Regions from separate parts of the Homo sapiens genome. Here region 1 is linked to region 2. The links are chromatin contacts, found by Hi-C in ENCODE. All regions are on one chromosome and are shown on one strand. The core of a region is the stretch at or near the end of the contact, and the rest is flanking DNA. Distances in the headings are between cores, read along the strand shown. Region 1 overlaps APEX2 (apurinic/apyrimidinic endodeoxyribonuclease 2). Region 2 holds the start of PAGE2B (PAGE family member 2B).

The links. A loop is a pair of places that touch in the nucleus more often than their neighbours do.
Region 1: a loop to region 2 is called in a map of mucosa of descending colon, with 7 times the contacts of the local background. The contact joins the enhancer-like site here to the promoter of PAGE2B in region 2. A Hi-C loop is called at or near these places in 2 of 168 maps with a recorded cell type or tissue (heart left ventricle and mucosa of descending colon).

Annotation. Positions count from the first base shown.
Region 1 is chrX:55,008,026-55,010,986 of GRCh38, reverse strand. APEX2 (apurinic/apyrimidinic endodeoxyribonuclease 2) reads right to left here. Exons shown (of 6, transcript NM_014481.4): 6 at 1,930-2,961. ALAS2 (5'-aminolevulinate synthase 2) reads left to right here. Exons shown (of 11, transcript NM_000032.5): 11 at 1,644-1,932. The coding sequence ends at 1,807. Among named protein-coding and RNA genes, the nearest start is that of APEX2, 9.1 kb to the right of the region's middle. RefSeq lists an enhancer at 2,917-2,961. Within about 2 kb of position 1,711, at least 7 of the 41 ENCODE cell types and tissues checked have a DNase peak (open chromatin) inside an H3K27ac peak, as active enhancers do.
Region 2 is chrX:55,073,620-55,076,319 of GRCh38, reverse strand. It overlaps PAGE2B (PAGE family member 2B), which reads right to left and starts at 1,290. Exons shown (of 5, transcript NM_001015038.3): 1 at 1,206-1,290; 2 at 195-286. The coding sequence starts at 278.

The sequences.
Region 1 (2,961 bases), core at 462-2,961, 66 kb after region 2:
TTCCTCTGGCTTACTTTCCTTCATCTTGTAGACTTAACTTAGGCATTCTTTCAACAAATATTTATTGAGTACCAACTGTGTACTAGATACTGTTCTAGGCACTGGGGATGCAGTAGCAAACAAATCAGACACAAAATTCCTACCCTCTGGAGCTTACATTCTAGTGGAAGGGGTAGTAAAAAAAATTACCAAAAATAAGCAAATTAAGTAGCACATTAGTTCTAAGTGCTATGGGAAAAAATAAAGCAGGATAAGGAGAATGGGATAAGGGGCCAGGGGCGAGTTCAGAGAAGGGTTGTAGTATTAGAGTGGCAAGGGTAGAAGACGCTGAGGTGAAACTTGAGCAAAAATTTGAAGGAGGTGAAGTTAGTGAGGCAGATATCTAAGGGAATGGCATCGCAGGCAGAGGGAACATCCTAAGGCAGGGAAGACACAGGAGTATTCCTTTTATATTTGAGGAACAGTAAGAAGATGGGTGTGGGTGGAATGGTATAAGCAAGTGGGAGACAGAAAAATTGAGTACATAGAGGCAATGTGGGACCAGATTGTATAGGGTATGGTAGGCCATTAGAAGGAGTTTGGCTTTTACTCTGAGAGCCCTTGAAAGGATTTGAACACAGGACTGATATTTCTGACTCGGGTTTTAACAAAATTGCTCCAACTTCTATGTAGAGAATACACTAAAAGGGAGCAAGGGTGGAAGCAGGGAGACCCAAGAGTGGGCTACAGTAATATCCCAGGTGAGAGATGATGGTGGCTCAGACTTGATCATAATGAAGGCAATAAGAAGTGGTCAGATTTTGAAGGTAGAGCCAAGGGTCTTTGCTGATAGATGGGATATAGGGTAAGAGAGAAAGAGAAAAATAAAGGATAGCTCTGAAATTTTTGGACTGAGCAACTGGAATTGCCATCCACTGAGATGGGAAAAGCTAAAAGTAGAATAGCTTGGTGGAGGGTAGGGACATGAGTAGCTCAGTTGTACTCCTAAGTTAGAAATGCATATTAGACATCTAGGTGGAGATGGAGAAAAGCCATTGGATATACAAGATTGGAAACCAGTAGAGTGGCGTGAGCTGGAGATTAAAATTTCTGAACCATCAGCATATAGATGGTCTTTAAAGTCATGTGACTAGACAAGATCAACAAGGGCATGAACACAGAAAAGGCCAAGAACAGAGCCCTGGAACGTACCTGGGGTACTTCCTCCAGCTAGGTCAGGTTCCCTTCTCTGGGTTTTCACACCCCCAGGTGGACCCCCTACCCCAGGTTTCCTGGTCATAGCACCAATGACACAGTATAGTTACTGTCATTATCATTGTCCTCATAGGGCTTAGAGTTCCCAAGCAGACAGTCATTCTTGGGCCACAGCACATCCTATACTTAGGGAGTGGTCCAGGCCAGGACAGTATGGCTTCAAATTGTGTCAAAGGAGAGCTTCCAAATCTTTTATAATATATATCCCAGCATCCAGATACAAATGGTAATATTCACGGCACACACAGAAGCAAACAGTAGGCTACTTCTGGCCCTGAGGTATCTTGAAGGGTTGAGGGGGATCAATATCTTGGCTCATCTGTACTGTGACAGATTTGGAAGATCTAGTCTAACCCATTTTTTCCCTCCCCTCCCCCTACCACCTTCAGAGAAGCTGCTGCTGGCTTGGACTGCGGTGGGGCTGCCCCTCCAGGATGTGTCTGTGGCTGCCTGCAATTTCTGTCGCCGTCCTGTACACTTTGAGCTCATGAGTGAGTGGGAACGTTCCTACTTCGGGAACATGGGGCCCCAGTATGTCACCACCTATGCCTGAGAAGCCAGCTGCCTAGGATTCACACCCCACCTGCGCTTCACTTGGGTCCAGGCCTACTCCTGTCTTCTGCTTTGTTGTGTGCCTCTAGCTGAATTGAGCCTAAAAATAAAGCACAAACCACAGCATGTGAAGCCTTTTATTGGACAGGGAACAGACAAGTGCATTCTGACTCCCTCAGACAAGTGGCAGATCTATGAGGTAACCATAGGTCACTTGTTGGTCACCATTCCATTTTACCAACAGGGAAACAGAATGAGAAAGAGGAAGGAAATGCCCAAAAACTACACAGTGAGTTGCAAAGAGCTAGGATACTTGGCAGATTTATTTGAGATGGCTCTTCTCCAATGGTTTCAATAAAAATCCAGGGATTGACGCTTCACTGGTAATCCGGGCCCTGGAAATCTGGGCCCAGGGTAGCCCCTGAAGCCAGGAAATGAGTCAGCCCTAACCAAATTCCCTAGAAAGGAGTGGTTCCCCAAAACCAAAGAGGTATTTTCCATAAGGGGATATGGATGTCTTCCTCAATCCATTATCCTCTCTCCCTCCCACGGCATCCCACAGAACAGGATTTACCAGTCCCATTCTTTTTCTTTTCTTTTTTTTTTTTTGGAGACTGAATTTCACTCTTGTTGCCCAGGCTGGAGTGCAATGCATGATCTCAGCCCACTGCAACCTCCGCCTCCCAGGTACAAGCTATTCTCCTGTCTCAGCCTCCTAAGTAGCTTGGATTACAGGCACGCGCCACCACGCCCAGTTAATTTTTTTGTATTTAGTAGAGACGGGGTCTCACCATGTTAGGCTGGTTGCGAACTCCTGACCTCAGGTGATCCACCCATCTCAGCCTCCCAAAGTGCTGGGATTACAGGCGTGCACCACTGTGCCTGGTCTACCAGTCCCATTTTCAAAGGTGAGAAGAGGCTTGGCTAGAGCAAGCACTGTGTTCAAAGCAATGCTCCCACTTTCCAGGTCACAGTATACAGGAAACATTTCCATGGCACACTTAGGGGTACTAATGATACTACTTGCTAAGGAGGCAATCGTCCCTGAAACTTGTGTGGTCCCAGGCCCTGCCTGGCAACTCTGAGGGCTGAGGACCGTTTCTTTCAACCCTGTAACCCACTGTGGCAGCTGTGGGACGCACTAGCTGGAAAGCT
Region 2 (2,700 bases), core at 41-2,540:
AGAGAGAGAGAAATATCCATATCCATACAGGTAACACCAGAATATAATATTCCTGAACCAACGTTTCCTTCATGAGATGCCATCATCATTTTTTATCAGCATGGAACACCTGTATCAGTGCGTGTACACTAGCTCAAAAATATTTCTTAAAATAAATTGTGTTAATAGGAAACATCAAATGTTAAAGGACTCACAATCACAGATCCAACTGGCTGGGAAGACTCTTGGTCATTTCCTCTTTCTGAGGATTGGGATCTTGTTCTCACATGCTCACTCATATTTCCCACTGAAAATAGAATACTGTTATTTGGAAAAAGTGTATAAGAACTTAGCTATATATATGAACATTCCATGGCAAAATGGTGATTTGTATTTTTTTAATTTTGAAAATATTTTCAACGTAATTCACAGAGCATTGATAAGTACCCACGCTTTCCAATCAAACTAAGGACAGATTTGTTTGTATCATAGTCGAAGAGGCATAGAAATCCCCTTAACGCCATAGCAAAAGACAGAGGACATTTCTGCGTTTTGGTTTCACAATTAGACTCTCCATCATGAAGACATTTGGGGGAAAAAAGGGCAGAGAATTGAAACTGAAATGACTACTGCTTTTGTCCCACTCTGATTTGCTAGGCCCATTTCACCCCCACACCTCTCTCAAAATCAAGTCTTGTTGGAAAGCACAGCCTCGCCCATTCCTTCCATGGCGTCCATGGCGGAGGTGAGAAATTGTGAAACAGAGTGAACGTTATGCTCCTCACGGGACACCTCTGCCAGGCACTCTACAGACCTCGGGGCCACAGTCACCGGCCCACAGCGTTCCCAGTTCCCAGGCCCCTTCCTTACTGACCACATGGTCTCTTCCCGCGTCCCTACCGAGGAGTCTGGAAACTGTCCTCTCTCAGAGGGTTCCAGGAGTTTTCGAGACTCAGACACCTCTAACAGCACCCCCAGCACTCGCCCCATCTTCACGCGATCCCTCCCCTCTGTGGCCCACCTTCCTCCCTCGTCCCTCGTCCCAGCCCAGCCACGACGACAAGTCCCACGGTGGCATCCCGACCTGGGAGGGGCCGGACGACGACCGCGAGGCCCTTTTCCCTCGGAAGCCACGGACTGTGCCGCAGGACCTGTCCAAAGCCAGCTGGCTCCTCCACACATTCACCCACAACTAAATTCCCAGGAAGACCGCTCTGCGGACCTACCGGCTGAGTCTCGGTCAGTGACAAAGAATCAAGATGGCGGAAAGAATGAAGACACTCTCCTTGCAGAGCTGTGTGTGGACAGAAGGCGGGCAGCAAGGCGCATGCGCAACAACAGACACGTGTAGCAACAGACATGCGTAACAACAGACAAGTGCAGCAACAGGTCTGTGCAGCATGCACACTGACTGGGACATTCGCCTCGTGACTGATGTTTTCCTGCGTCTGTGGAGAACCTAAACCACCAGCGCTCCTGACAACGAAAATGAACTTGCAAAGCACTTTTCTTTTTCCCCCGCCCACCCTTTCTTTCACTTCCAGTGGCTTTGGAGAATATGAGCCCCAGGTTACTCTAATAATGTGTTTCAGAAAACTTCACCATCATAGAAATAAATCTTAAATATTTTAATATCTGTTTTATATACGCTTCCATAAATCATTTTCTTGCCTCCTTCACGAGTTTGCTGTCATGCTTGCAATTGTCTAACCCATTCCAATATAAGACATTCATAGTTTTTGGTTGCATTATTGTACGTTCAAAATCTTTGATCCATCTGGACAAAATTAAAGTGGTAGGAACTCAACATTATTTGTTGAATCCCTGTTGCACCCACTGTTTTGAAATGGCTCTTTTATCATCACCTACATCCCCACTCAATTTTGTATGTAACTCTCTTCTTTTAATTTTCTTCCATTGAGTTGTTTATACCTGTACCACTACTACACTATTTTAATTGCTGTAGCTTAAATTATATTTGAAATGTGAAATAATGCTTGCCCTCCCTCATTGATTTCTCCTTTTCTATCAATTCTGACACGTTGGTCTTTCAGATGAACTTCAGAATCATTTGATCAGGTGCTAAAATATTCCTGTTGAGATACTAGTTATTATTTTTATATTACATGTTAACTCTGGGACAATAGCCATCTTCCTATTTTAGAATCTCTCTATCAAAAAAAAGCCACTCCTCAATTCCTCAAGTCTTTTAACATATCCCACACAATGACTGTGTTATTTGCTTCATATTAGTTCTTCACATTCAAATTAAATTTATTCATGGGCACTTTTATTTTTCTATTCCATTGCTGACACGTGTTTGCTTCTACTCCACTATGTTTTTCACACAAGTCAAACAATCTGTTTGGAAACCATGTGATTCTATACCTAGAAAATCCCAGAATCTCTGCCCAAAAGCTCCTTGATCTTATAAACAACTTCAGGAAAGCTTCAAGATACAAAATTAATGTACAAAAACCAGGAGTGTTTCTGTACACCAACTACCTTCAAGCACAGAGCCAAATCAGAAACACAATCCCATTCACAATTGCCACAAAAAGAATAAAATACCTAGGAATACAGCTAACTAGGGAGGAGAACAATCTCCACTATGAGAACTACAAAACACTGCCCAAAGAAATCAGAGATGACACAAATGGAAAAACATTCCATGCTCGTGAACAGGAAGAAGCAATATTTTCAAAATGGCCAAACTGACCA